Linked DNA regions of Homo sapiens: region 1 is linked to region 2. The links are chromatin contacts, found by Hi-C or POLR2A ChIA-PET in ENCODE. All regions are on one chromosome and are shown on one strand. The core of a region is the stretch at or near the end of the contact, and the rest is flanking DNA. Distances in the headings are between cores, read along the strand shown.

What was found. A loop is a pair of places that touch in the nucleus more often than their neighbours do. ChIA-PET counts read pairs that join two places held with the same protein, here RNA polymerase II (POLR2A). Pooled maps may share reads with other maps.
Region 1: a map of tibial artery shows a loop between it and region 2 (29-fold over the local background). The contact joins two enhancer-like sites. A Hi-C loop is called at or near these places in 3 of 168 maps with a recorded cell type or tissue (Calu3, mammary epithelial cell and tibial artery) and 5 of 50 pooled maps. POLR2A ChIA-PET finds 5 or more read pairs at or near these places in 3 of 52 experiments (BJ, GM12878 and HCT116).

What each region holds. Positions count from the first base shown.
Region 1 is chr14:33,913,826-33,920,603 of GRCh38, reverse strand. No RefSeq gene overlaps it. Among named protein-coding and RNA genes, the nearest start is that of EGLN3, 34 kb to the left of the region's middle. RefSeq lists a cis regulatory region at 3,260-3,267 and an enhancer at 3,186-3,330. Within about 2 kb of position 3,127, at least 4 of the 41 ENCODE cell types and tissues checked have a DNase peak (open chromatin) inside an H3K27ac peak, as active enhancers do.
Region 2 is chr14:34,079,739-34,086,533 of GRCh38, reverse strand. The region is part of intron 5 of LOC102724945 (a long non-coding RNA gene); the gene reads left to right. Among named protein-coding and RNA genes, the nearest start is that of EGLN3-AS1, 43 kb to the right of the region's middle. Within about 2 kb of position 4,938, at least 9 of the 41 ENCODE cell types and tissues checked have a DNase peak (open chromatin) inside an H3K27ac peak, as active enhancers do.

The DNA of each region.
Region 1 (6,778 bases), core at 1,878-4,377, 160 kb after region 2:
TAGTAGAGGGTCGTTCCTCCATGTGGATAGCTGCTGGCTGATCAGGGTGGTGGTTGCTAAAGATTGTGGTGGTTGTGGCAATTTTAAAAATAAGACAACAGTGAAATTTGCCATATTAATTGACTCGTCTTTTCATGAAAGATTTCTCTGTGGCATGCAATGCTATTTGATAGCCTTTTTTTTTTTTTTTTGGAGACAGAGTCTCAGTCTATTGGCCAGGCTGGAGTGCAGTGGCACAATCTCAGCTCATTGCAACCTCCGTCTCCCGGGCTCAAGCAATTCTCCTGCCTCAGCCTCCTGAGTAGCTGGGATTACAGGCGTGTGCCACTACACCCAGCTAATTTTTGTATTTTTAGTAGAGATGGGGTTTCACCATGTTGGCCAAGCTGGTCACTAACTCCTGACTTCGTGATCTGTCCGCCTTGGCCTCCCAAAGTGCTGGGATTACAGGTGTGAGCCACTGCGCCTGGCCTTGATAGCCTTTTACTTATGGTAGAACTTCTTTCAAAACTGGAGTCAATCCTCTCAAATCTGCTGCTGCTTTATCAACTAAATTACATAATAGACTGGATGCAGTGGTTCACACCTGTAATCCCAGCACTTTGGTAAGCCGAAGCAGAGGGATTGCTTGAGCCCAGGGGTTCAAGATTAGCCTAGGCAAGATGATGAGACCTCGTCTCTACAAGAAATAAAATAAATTTACATAATATTCTGAGTTCTTATTTGTCATTTCACAGCTAGAGAAAAGTAGTCCATGCCCAATTTCAAGACTTCAAGGGACAGGCTGGCTCTCTTGTTAGGAGCTAATGCAGCTAATGCAAAGAATCTTCACCAGAAGCAGACTCTATCTCAAGAAACCACTTTCTTTGCTCATCCATGAAAAGCAACTTATCTGTTCAAGTTTTATCATGAGATTGCAGCAATTCAGTCTCAACTTCAGTCTCCACTTCTGATTCGAGTTCTCTTGCTGTTTCCACTGCATCTGCACTTCCTTCTCCACTGGAGTCTTAAACCTCTCAACGATGTCCATGAGTATTGCAATCAACTTCTTCCAAACTCCTGTTAATGTTGATATTTTGACCTCCTTCCACAAATCAGTGTTTTTAATGGCATCTTGAATGGTGAATTCTTTCCAGAAGGTTTTCAATTTACTTGGCTCACATTCATCAGAAGAATCACTATGGCGGCTATGGCCTTATGAGATGTATTTCTTAAATATGACTTGAAAGTCAAAATTATTCCTTGATCCATGTACTGTAGAATGGAAGTTGTGTTAGCAGGCATGAAGACAACATTAATCTCTGTGCACCTCCGTCAGAGCTCTTAGGTGACCAGGTGCATTGTCAATGAGGAGTAATATTTTGAAAGAAATCTTTTTTTCTGAGAAATAGGTTTCAACTGTAGGCTTAACATATTTAATAAACCATGGTATAAACATGTGTGCTGTCATCCAGGCTTTGTTCCATTTATAGAACACAGGCAGAGTAGATTTAGCATCATTCTTAAAGGCATTAGGATTTTCAGAATGGCAAATGAGCATTGGCTTCAACTTAAAGTCAGCAACTGCATTAGCTCCAAACAAGAGAGTCAGCCTGTCCCTTGAAGCTTTGAAATCGGGTGGACTACTTTTCTCTAGCTGTGAAAGTCGTACATGGCATCTTCTTCCAACAGAAGGCTGTTTGATCTACACTGTTGTTTAGTGTAGTCACCTTTATCAATGATCTTAGATAGATCTTCTGGAGAACTTGCTGCAGCTTCAACATCAACACTTGCTGCTCCACTCTGCACTTTTATGTTATAGAGATGGCTTCTTAACTTAAACCCCATGAACCAACCTCTATTAGCTTCCAACTTTTCTTCTGTAGCTTCCTCACCTCTCTCTGCCTTTATAGAATTGAAAGAGGCTGGCTCTGGATTAGGCTTTGGCTAAAGGGAATGTTGTAGCTGGCTTGGTCTTCTATCCAACCCACTCAAACTTTCTCCATATCAACCATAGGCTGTTTTCACTTGCTTATTTGTTCACAGGAGTAGCACTTTTAGTTTTCTTCCAGGACTTTTTCCTTTGCATTCACGAGTTGGCTAACTGGTGCAAGAGGCCTAGCTTTTGGCTTATCTTAGCTTTCGACATACTTTCCTCACCAACTTTCGACATACCTTCCTCACCAACTAACTTTTGACCTAAAGTTGGAGATGTGTGACTGTTCCTTTCACTTGAACCCTTAGAGGTCATTGTAGGATTATTAATTGGCCTAATTGCAAGATTGTTGTGTCTTAGGGAATAGGGAGGCCAAGAGAGGGCAAAAGCCAGTTGGTGAAGCAGTTGGAACACAAACCAAATTTATCAATTAAGTTCATCATCTTATATGGGCACAGTTTTTGGGACCCCGAAATAATTACAATAGTTTACATCAAAGATCGCTGGTCACAGATCACCATAACAGATAATATAATAATGAAAAAGTTTGAAATACTGCAAGAATTACCAAAAATGTGACAGAGACACGAAGTGAGCATGTGCTGTGGAAAAATGGTTCCAGTAGTCTTCTTAATGCAGAGTTGCTAGAAAAAATATCTATGAAGCAGAAGAAAGTGGAGCACAGTGAAATGAGGTATGCTTGTAGTCTTTGTTTTGTGCCTTTTATTTGAGGGAAACCGCATATCCCTTATGACTGGGTGCATGTTTTGAAGTGAGCTTAGGGAGTAGATCAAGTTCACAGATCTCTGAAAAGCTACAGGGATGGAGCATGGGGGTTCCCAGCAAGCCTCTTCACTTCAGGGCTGCAGCCAGGGCTGGGTGTGGACAAGGGGAGCAGTAGGGAGCAGCTGGGGGAGGATTTAAGTGTTCACCAACTATCTGGAGTTTCCAGATTCTCTAGGGGACTAGCCTACTTGTCATAAAATGCTGGGAGTAGGAATATTCCAATAACTGTTTCCATAAACATTTACTTTTTTTTTTTTAAAAGGTAATCTAGGCACATGGGGGAAAAATGGAAATAGTCCAAAAAGGTATAGAGGAAAAAAAGTCTCTCTTTCCGGGAAACAGTTCCTTGGCCAGGGTTTTTGGCCTTGACTCATTCTCTTGGGGGAGTAGGTGAGGGAAGGCGAGCAATCCTGGAAAGTCAGCACTTCTAGGATGAGAGGCGTCCTCTGGCTGTTTGGCATGTTTGCTTGATCATTTCCTCCTATTTTTATGCTTATTCATCCTGTGGCCTGTGTTCTCCTTGACATGCCTATTTTCTTTTCCACCCTCCTGTGGGGAGAGATAACATTCTCAGGACCTAATTCTCATCTGATAAGTTTTATTTTTAACCAACTTCTACACCCTTTCCTCTTTGCTTCTTATTTTCATGGGCCCATATACTTCTCAGCCTTCTCTGGCTTTCTCAGGAGGCATGTGCAGAACGTCTGGTATGGTATCTTGTGCCAGGGTTTTTCCAAATGGGAGCAGCTGGTCAGGGTACTGGGAACCTGGCTTGGCTTCCAAGAGCAGGGAAACTTTCTCCTCTGCACATGTTCCTGTTTTTAACCAGGCAATTCACTCTTACCTCCTGCTTCCTCTCTGGGCTGTCTGTAAATTTCATTTTATCATAAATTTATATTATCTTGATGAAGGAAACCCGCTTAAAAAACAACAAGACAGCTGTGACTTGCAGTGATGAGTGTGGACTAGTCTCCTATCAGCAGCAGTTTTGTAGCTGCTTAAGGCTTCCACAGTGTGACAACTAAGCCATGAGTTTACATGATGATTCTTGGTTTGAGATTTAATCAAACTAAACCAGTTGTCCACCCAAATGAAGAGAAAGGGTGTTTTGTTTTGTTGTCACGTGATCTCCAGTAGAGGCTTTCCCAGACAAGCATGTTAGGAGTAAACTGTTAGCTACTTAAGTATATATACATTCTTGGGTTTTTTTTTAAGCCTTTGACCCACCACTCCCCTCTCCCTAAATATAACTAAATATGGTTATGGCCGAAACTTTTCAAACTAACATCAGGGTGAAGAGGAACTTTTTAACCTGGAGAGGGGAATGGGGTTTGCAGGGACTGGCTGCATTCCCCAGAGAGAGGTGTGCATGGGAATGCTGCTCTCAACTTGAACTTCATGGCCTCCAAATGCATTTTGTTCTCAACGGACCAGTTGTCTCTCAAGTACACTTGGCTCTGTTGTGCATGGTGTATGCAGTCACTAAGCATTTCCTATAACACTGTATTAGGCACTTGGAAACAAGAGTTTAAAAAAATCCATGTTGTAGCTTCACAGGATGAAAGATTATTACCAAATGACTTAAGAATACTACTAACAAAATTACACACCTCATCATGGTGTAGCAACAGATCCCAGGAGACACACATGAATTAGGATAATTGGAGGACAGTTAAATACAGGCACATTTTACCACAGTAGGGAGGGTATAGGAAAACCACAAGGTGGGGAGGGTCTAGGGAAACCCTAGTGCCGTGCCCTAGGCTGCAACAGCAGGTGGTACCACCACTCAGAGGCAGGAAAGGGTGCGGGGTATGGGAAGAAATCAGTACCCAGAAACAGAGAGGCCCGCAAGAAGAGAATGAAGGGAATAAACACCGCGGCCTTCCCCTTTTCCCACTTCAGACCTGCAGGAGCACATCCCGGGCTAAACACATCTAGAAGTTAGCAGTCAATGGAGTCTGTTGACATAGCCTGTGCAGGTCGAGCTCCCGTGGCTCAGAGTAGGGCCATAAGGATAGAGAATGTGGAGAGGCAAAGGGAAAACAGTCGACACAGATGGCCTCCAGAGTTCACATGATCCAGCCCTGCCTGCTCCTCACAGCCTTTCTCCTACTAGGCTTTCCCCTATTTGCTATGTTCCTGACACTGCCATTTTCCTCTTCTTCAAACAAGTCAAGGTTGTTTCTGCCTCAGGGCTTGCACTTCTTCCCTCTGCCTAAAGTGTTCCTCCCTTTTCTACTTTCCATGGATGATGATGGGCCATTTAGATCTCAGCTCCTTAAAAAGGATTTCCATCCTAATGTTGCTTCCATCTCACCTGCCCATGGTCTATCTCACTATCCAGGTTTTACATTTAAGAGAGTAATGAAACAGTTTTATTTTAAAATGGTGATGTTTACTATATACTGGAAGTCGTATTCCTTGTAGCTATTCAAGCTTAAAGTGAAAAATCTAGATGTCAACCTTAACATTATGCAGTGGGTACCTGCTTGTATGAACCTCACTGGGAATGTGCAAACTAAGACGTGTGGACATCACTGGCAGGGCATAACCGCTCAACAGGGCCTGCTGGAAGGAATGAGTCATAGAAGGGAATGTCTCGGCTTTTCACCATGGTGATCTGCACTGCATTTCCTTCTCTACAAAGACCTATAAAGTCTCCTCCAAGGGCTTCAGAAAGATCCCACCTCCCTCTGATGGCCACACCCTGGCCCATTCTAACTCAGGTGGATATAAAGGAACCACAATTTGAAATGACTACTTTGGTTCCACCTAAGGATTGGTTTGTGTGGCAGACCAGGGTCATTTCCTTGTCTGTCAGAAGGCTCTGTCATGTTCCTTTCAGGCATCATCCACCAGGAGTGAGGTTTGAGGAGCCAAGCCTGGGTGGGAGCAATTTGAAGATTGTATTGCACTTGATAATTTATGGTGAGTGTTTGCAGCATTGTCTCATTCAGAGATGGACATGAAGCTGTTCTCAATGGCCTTCCTCCAAGTGCCATGATGTTCCTGACTTGAGCAGGCAGCCAGGATGCACCTGCACTTTCACTACCGGCCTGCAACAGGGCAGACCTCCATTCTGATCAGTGGGGCCTGTGCCACCTAGTTGTTAAGTATATTCATGATCACACCTGGTTTTTGGGACAGACACATCAGTTTTGGTTTGGAGGTCAAAGTTTTATTCCATGTTCTGCTGTTACTTGGTGGGCCACCATGCTTGTCCTCTGGTGGTGCTCTCCTAGTGACTGGGTTCAAGAGGAAATGTCATGGACATCTAGAACAGGGACCAAAGCCACACTGGACTAGAACTGGAAGCCAAGAGAACAGTTAGGACTGAGGAAACTCTCAGGGCAGCCATCTGACTCTCTCTGCCGCCCCGCTCTTCTCAGCTGCTCAGTTTCTTTTGGACCCTGGGGCCCCACGTGACTTTCTAGCTATTCCAGCTGCCTTCAGTTTTCCAATTCTCAAGAAAAAAATATGATTTACAAAGTTCATCTTTTTTTTTTTTTTTTTTGAGACAGAGTCTCGCTCTGTAGCCCAGGCTGGAGTGCAGTGGCGTGATCTTGGCTCACTGCAACCTCTGCGTCCCGGGTCCCAGTTCAAGCAATTCTCCTGCCTCAGCCTCCCGAGTAGCTGGGATTACAGGCACGTGCCACCACGCCCAGCTCACTTTTTTTTTGTATTTATGTAGAGACGGGGTTTCACCATGTTGGCCAGGCTGGTCTCGAACTCCTGACCTCATGATCCACCTGCTTCGGCCTCCCAACGTGCTGGGATTACAGGTGTGAGCCACTGCACCCAGCCATACAAAGTTCATCTTCATGAGCCAGACCAGAAGTCTGGATGGACTGCCTGACCTCTGGCCACATGTTCACAAGTGCTGTAGATGGAGGGGATGGGGTAAAATCATGGGGTATCCTATCCTATATGGCTGTTTAGAGCTGTTTCTCTCAGAAGGGGATGTGGGCAGAGCAGGCAATGGCAGGCATTCCTTTTCTAGGAATATAAGCAGTAGAGCCGATGTGCTTTGCCTGGCATAGTATAAGAAGTTTCAAGAATCCTGTCTGCCCCTAA
Region 2 (6,795 bases), core at 3,689-6,188:
CGAAAATGAACTAATACACACCCTTTCCCCCAGCAATATAGGAGCTCTGCCAGTGAGGAAGGGGAGAGCTGACATTGGTGGATAACTAACAGTTTGGCACAAAATATGTGTAAAAAGTATGCCTCTAAGTGAGCACATGTCCTGGATTTATCCCAATTGCAAATAAGCTGCCTCTTCTCCTCATAAACCCACCAAGTCAATATTTCAGCACCTAAATGTTTTTTTCTCATTTTTTTCTTATTCAGAAGAGGCTCAAAACTCCTTTGTCAGATTAATGTCCTGTATTTTATTTTAGAAAATAAGGTGTTCATAAAACAACCTAACTTGTTATTTGTTAAAATTGCTTGACAAAGGATTTTTTTTTTCAAAATATCGCATATGTTTTGGATTGTCTTCAGACCATAATCCTGCTCTATGAGGGCAAGTGGCAGGTGGGAAGGTGTAGATCAGCAATATGTGGTTTGTGACTGAACGTGGAAGTTGGATTACACTTCAGGGTGCATAGATGCCTGCCCTTGACCCTTTACCACATGAGGGTCTTTATTAGCTCCTCACTAAGGCATTCCTGTTCCCCACCTGCTTTCCTGCCCACCTCACAAGGGTGATGGGGGCACTATTGGTTCAGAGTGGGCTGCCACTGCCTGTGGTATAGTGTGGAAGACAAAGAATGGACATGGATTGAAAAGACCTGGATTCAACTCTGCCTTTGTGACCCTTTGACAAGCCACCTCAGTTCTCCAGGCCTCATTTCCTCTTTAGTAAAATGAGAGGATTAGACTAGATGAGCTCTGTGGACACTTCCAAATCAAATATTCTGATATTGTGTCTCCTGCTCCCATCCCCTGTCCTTTGTCCTCACGTGGGCTGGAATGTGAGGTACAAATGCTGCCAGTCACTGGATAAGGACTCTTAAAAGTCATCTGCTCACTTTCTTCCACCAGGAAGAATTATAATAAAAATTAGCCTGTTTGCTTAAGTTTTATGGATTTGTTTTATAGATCCTAGAGATTTTCCTAATGTAGGTCTCTAACTAAAATGCCTCCAGTTGGATTTAATGCCCATTTTCTCTTGCCCTGTTGATTATATGGCTGTCTGGATGTTCATAGGAAAACTTGAGACAAAATCACAATTGCAATAGGATGAAGAACATTTCCCAAAGGAATGGGATCCAGATTGCTCACTGTCTATTTATGAGTTCACTTTTTTTTTTTTTTTGGAGACTGACTCTCACTCTGTCTCCCAGGCTGGAGTGCAGTGGCATGATCTTGGCTCACTGCAACCTCCGCCTCCTGGGTTCAAGCGACTCTCCTGGCTCAGCCACCTGACTGGCTGGGATTACAGGAGTGTGCCGTCATGCCTGGCTAATTTTTGTATTTTTATTGGAGACAGGGTTTCACCATGTTGGCCAGCCTGGTGTCAAATTTCTGATCTCAAGTGATTCACCTGCCTCGCCCTCCCAAAGTGCTGGGATTACAGGCACGAGCCACCGCACCTGGCTGAGTTCACTTTTTAACTGACTCAGTCCATCAAGAGAACTGGGCACCTGCTACGTGCCAGTCTCTACATGGAAAATATGGGCTCCAATGCTTGCCTGATCTATTTTGCAGGTAAATGTGCTACTATGTGCCAGTCTCTGTCTCATGTGTATCACTTTCTTATGTAATCTTAACCATATGATGTAGGCATTTATCATTGAATTCTAATGTTTCTGTCTGCTGCTTCTTTGACTGAGGAAACTGTGCAATACCCTTTTCCCAATCATTTATTTACCTAATCTTTTTGGTAAGTATTATGTGCTAGGGACCAGAGATATAACTGACCAAGACAGATAGGGTTTATCTGACAGGACTGTCAATCTATTCATCATAGTGCCCTACTTACTCCCAAGCACAAGCCTGACCAATCATGAAATGTCATGTTCCTTTGGCCAGTGATTAGACCAGGGGCTGGGAGAATGACCAAAGTAGGACCAGTTAGAGTCCTCGTATGCCATATGATCCAATGCTGGTTGCTGGAAATAGAGGGCTTCTCCTTCCCTTTATTCATTTAAGCCTTGGATTCAGATGTATATGGTACCTACCCCCACTAATGTACTTTGAAGTTTCAAAAACCAATAAATTTCCTTTTTGCTTAAGCTATTAGATTGAACCATATGAAAATGCCATATTTGCAGGTTGAATGTCAGAATTTCATCTGGTTTAACCTAGTAGTTTACATTTCTGCTGCCTATAATTGAATGAGTCCTGACTAATATGGGAGTACTGTTATCTCCAACTTAGATGAGGAAAATGAAGCAAGGGGTATTTGGTCAACGTCATTTTGCTATTAAGTATAGCAGGAATTAAAACCCTGGTGGCTTCAAAGCACATGTTCTTGATGAGCACTGAACAGAAGAGATTGTTGCTCATAGAGTGGGCCACAGGCAGCTGCCTGTCAGCAAACTATTTGCTACTAATCCATAAGAAGATAGGAAGTGCTGTGCCAGAGTGCAAAATCAACTATGCCACTAAGCATGCTCTTTAGTTCAGCATTTTTTTTTAATAGTAAGACTTTCTCAATGATGTAAGCAGTGAGCTGATTTAGATACTGGTGCAAGCTGCTTATCTCCTCCTGATCCAGTGTCAAATGGTCTTGTGGATTGGCACTTGGAGCAGCACTGGGTACACAGTGGACCCTTGGGTTTGCTGCCCAGTGACAATAGCCTCCATTCACTGGGGACTTCCACAGAAGCCATATCTATGCCATGTGATGCTGACCTACTCTTCTGCTAGTCACAGCTGATTGGTTCAAGTCATTTGTTTGAGCCAAACTGGACCAATTAGATTTTCTTATCTAAGAATATGGAATCTCAAAAAGAGAAACAAAGGAGCCAGGAGAAGTAAGTAGTGAAACTACAAAAGCAGAATAAGCCCCAAAAACCCTTGTTTCCATGTCTTTGGAACTGTCGTTCTTACACTTTTGAGGTGTGGCTGTTCAACTCTTCCTGTACATTTTGTGAGATTACTAATATCCTTTCACAAGTAAATTCCTTTTTGTCTTAAGCCAGGTAGAGTTGGTTTCAAAAGAACCTTAATACCATTGAAAAATATAAGGAAGACCACATGTTCATGACTTAGGATTCTGTTAATAATTTCAATTATTTGCTAGCCTATGTGAGGGTGTTACCCACAATTCTGGGTCCCAGTAGTAGCTGGAAAAGTTGCTACCTAAACTGGGCATCCCCTCATCCCCTACTGTTAAATAGAAACAAAGACAAATATAGTCAATTAACTCTGATTACTAAAGACTCTGATAAGAATTGAACATCTTAGTTAAAGCAAATAATCAACTTGTATCGTTTAACTGTAGATAAATAGAAACCAAATGAATGAATTCACTCATTGCTAACATTAGGAGCGTTAGTCACCTTGGGGCTGCAGCACTGACATCTGCCCATCTAGCTGCCTTTAAAAGAACCATTTGCTCTGGGAACACAAACATCATCTCAACTACCTAAACTCAAACAACAGGTCCTTGAATTCAAACTTGTTTTGAAAAAAAATTATGATCGAGACACAACTTGAATCCTCTTATTACCCATCCATTTCTCTTTAGAAGTAATATATGAATAAAAACAAAATACTTGGAAATCTCCTAAGATTTTCTCACTGCTTGAAGTAGGAAGTCCCAATAGATAGTTCATTCCCGTTTGGTGAAGAAAGCAGCTAAAATGGAGGTTTGAGATGAATGCTTAGCAGCTGGAAGTTGCTGCATAGGGCGATAGCAGGAGAAAGGAAGCAGGTGAAAGTTCCTGCTGCTCTTATTTGGGGGAAGATGCTGGGAGAGGCCTTACAAGCTTGATGGCCTTGATCATTTATTTCTGAGTTCAGAATAATTGTCTCCCACACGCTTACCTAGAACCTCTGTGATCTTGGTTCTGAATAGGTTAATCTATTTTTAATGGCTACCCAAATACTATTAAGCTAATTCTTGCATTCCTTTGCTCTTCCTATTTAAAAACAAAAGTTCTGATAGTAATAGATGTCCCTGCCATTGTGGCCAAGAGAATCACCTACAGATGCTCTCTGAACAGAAAAAAATTGAACCTGAGATTCACATATCTATGCTTATAATTCTCCACATTTACAACCTCTTAGTCTTTAAAAAATCTAATGATTTAGGTGCAGAGTTCTTTTTTCTTAATTGTATTGTTGGACTTATCTTAAACATAATCTGTAAGACTCAACATAATATCATTTATCCAGTATTTTTTATTGTACTAAATTTCAGGACTAATCTAAGTTTAAACTCTTTATTTTAGAAAATCAGTAACAGCAGCTAATTAGCACATCTCATTCTGGATGTATTTGCCAACCAATTTCAGAGACTCATTTGCCTGTTAAGAGATTTTATTGAACACCAGCACCACAGACTCTCCTTTTTTTCTAGTAAACAGCTCATGCTTATTATCTTATTACAGGAATGCCACTGGTTAAATCAGGCTCTGAATATAAATAGCCATATTACTGCCATCAGGCATCAATGTTTATTTAGTGGCTGTGAGTCATGCATACCTCTTTGATCGGGTTTGGAATGAGCCATTGCCGTTTTTGTTCAAAAAGGTTATTTGCAAAGGCTACAGAAGTATCAGTTAGATTAAACATGAAATTAATCAGCGTGGAATTTTATCAGCCATTTCTGCCACCAAACACCAGGTGTCAAGAGCATGTGCAAATGAGGGCTGAACATAATGAAGCTGGGGACAGCTTAGTAGAGAGGTCAGAAAAGATTCCAAGAGGTCTGAGGGAGGAAAGGTGGAGGGAGGCAGCGAGGAAGGAGGGAAGACAGGCAGGCAGGTAATATTGAAGGCCTGCTGAATCATCTGGAACGACTTGGCAGTTTTACATAGCATATCTCATAGCACAGTGTGTGGAATGGGAGTTAGGTGACCTGCGAGCTTGAGCTCTGATCTGCCCAGTCCAGTGATCTTAGGAAAACAACTTAATGCATACAGGCATTACAAAGCATGCAGAGAGAACATATGACAAACTTGTACAAAAGCAGGGAAACCACCTCAATGTTTCTCTAGACTAAAAATATCAGAGAGAAATAGACCCAAGGCAGATGTGATGTGGCTTTTTGTTGATGAAACTATGATGGCAGAGAACATGTGGCCCTTTAACTGGAGGGCTCACTGAAACTGGGTCTATTCCGTCATTCAACATTTAGCGTATCCTCTGCTTGTCAGGCACAGTGCTGAGCAGGCCTGTGAGTAATTATACCATGGTTAGTGCTATGATGATTGCCACTATAAATTCCTGTTGACCTCATTCTCAACCCTGCTTTCAGCACTGCTCGGCGATTCTGATACATTATTCGGAGCGACTCTTCCCCCCATTGTCCACGAAGCCAATTTCTAGCACTCCCTGCTGTCTTCAAGCTTCTGTCTTCCCAGCCTCCATTCTGCTTACTCTCAGTGGCTGATCAGACCTTCCCTACAGTGAAAATAAATTTATCTACATTCACACTGATCCACTCCCTCTCCCATATTCTCATCTCAGGGAATGTCTTTCCTCTTAAAACAGGCAATCCTTCTATCTGTGATTTGGATCCCATTCCCTCCTGGAGGTCGTTTTCTACCTAGAATCTTTAATTCTTCCCTCTCAACTAGCTTCATCATTCCAAATTAAAAAAAAAAAAAATCCTCCTTCAACCATACCCCTCTTCAGGAATCCTCCTCCATTGTCAAAGGCAAGCTACCTGAAAGAATTGTCTACCTAGAATTTTCATTCCCTCGAGTTCCCTGGGAGACCGACACAGAGCTTCGAATGCAGGTGGTGAACTGGGGAAAGCTCTCAGAAGCTGCACCAGGGCTGGCATGAAGGAGTCTCTTGGAAACTGTGACTTTAAAAGATGTACAGCAGGCCCTCCAATAAAGTTGTTTGGTGCAATGTTCTTTCTTTATAACATTGGTGAGGGAAAAAATGTTTTATTGTACATCATTTCATTTAAAGTAGTAGTTTCCAAGAACCTATTCACTTTAAGTGAGGACCTACTGTGGATACAACAGTGGCATCATCCAATTCTAGGGAACTCTAGGGCTGGGATGGCCTTTAGAGATGACCTGAATTGAAGCAAAGGGGACAGGCCTTTGTAACCCCTCATCAACCAGCCATTGGATGCACAGGGCAGGCACATCAACTCGGGTAAGTCAGTTTCCTTTGATAAAAAGTCATTCTTGCAGAGGAATTCAGCTGTGAGCCATCAGCGGGCTAAAGTCCTGGCAGCTGGGGAATGAGTGCTTCAACCCTAAAAGGGGGTTCTGGGTGGCACAGCCTAGCACATGCTCTATAATGACAACCATCTTTCTGTCACCTGGCTTTGTCTCTCCTGAGCTCCAGACTCCATCGACATTCAACTGCCTACTGCAGATTTCCCTTTTGGCAACATGTGAGATACAATAAAACATATACAAAATTTAATGCTCATCACCACCTTCTACAGCTCTACTCCCTCTTTAGGGTTCTCTGTATTAGTCTGTGTTCACGCTGCTGATAAAGACATACCTGAGACTGGGAAGAAAAAGAGGTTTAATTGGATTTACAGTTCCACATGGCTGAGGGGGCCTCAGAATCATGGCAGGAGGCGAAAGGCCCTTCTTTTTTCTTTTTTTTTTTAATTTTTATTTTTATTTTTATTTTATTTTATTTTATTTTTATTTATTTATTTTTATTTATTTATTTATTTATTTATTTATTTTTTTTTTTTTTATTGATCATTCTTGGGTGTTTCTCACAGAGGGGGATTTGGCAGGGT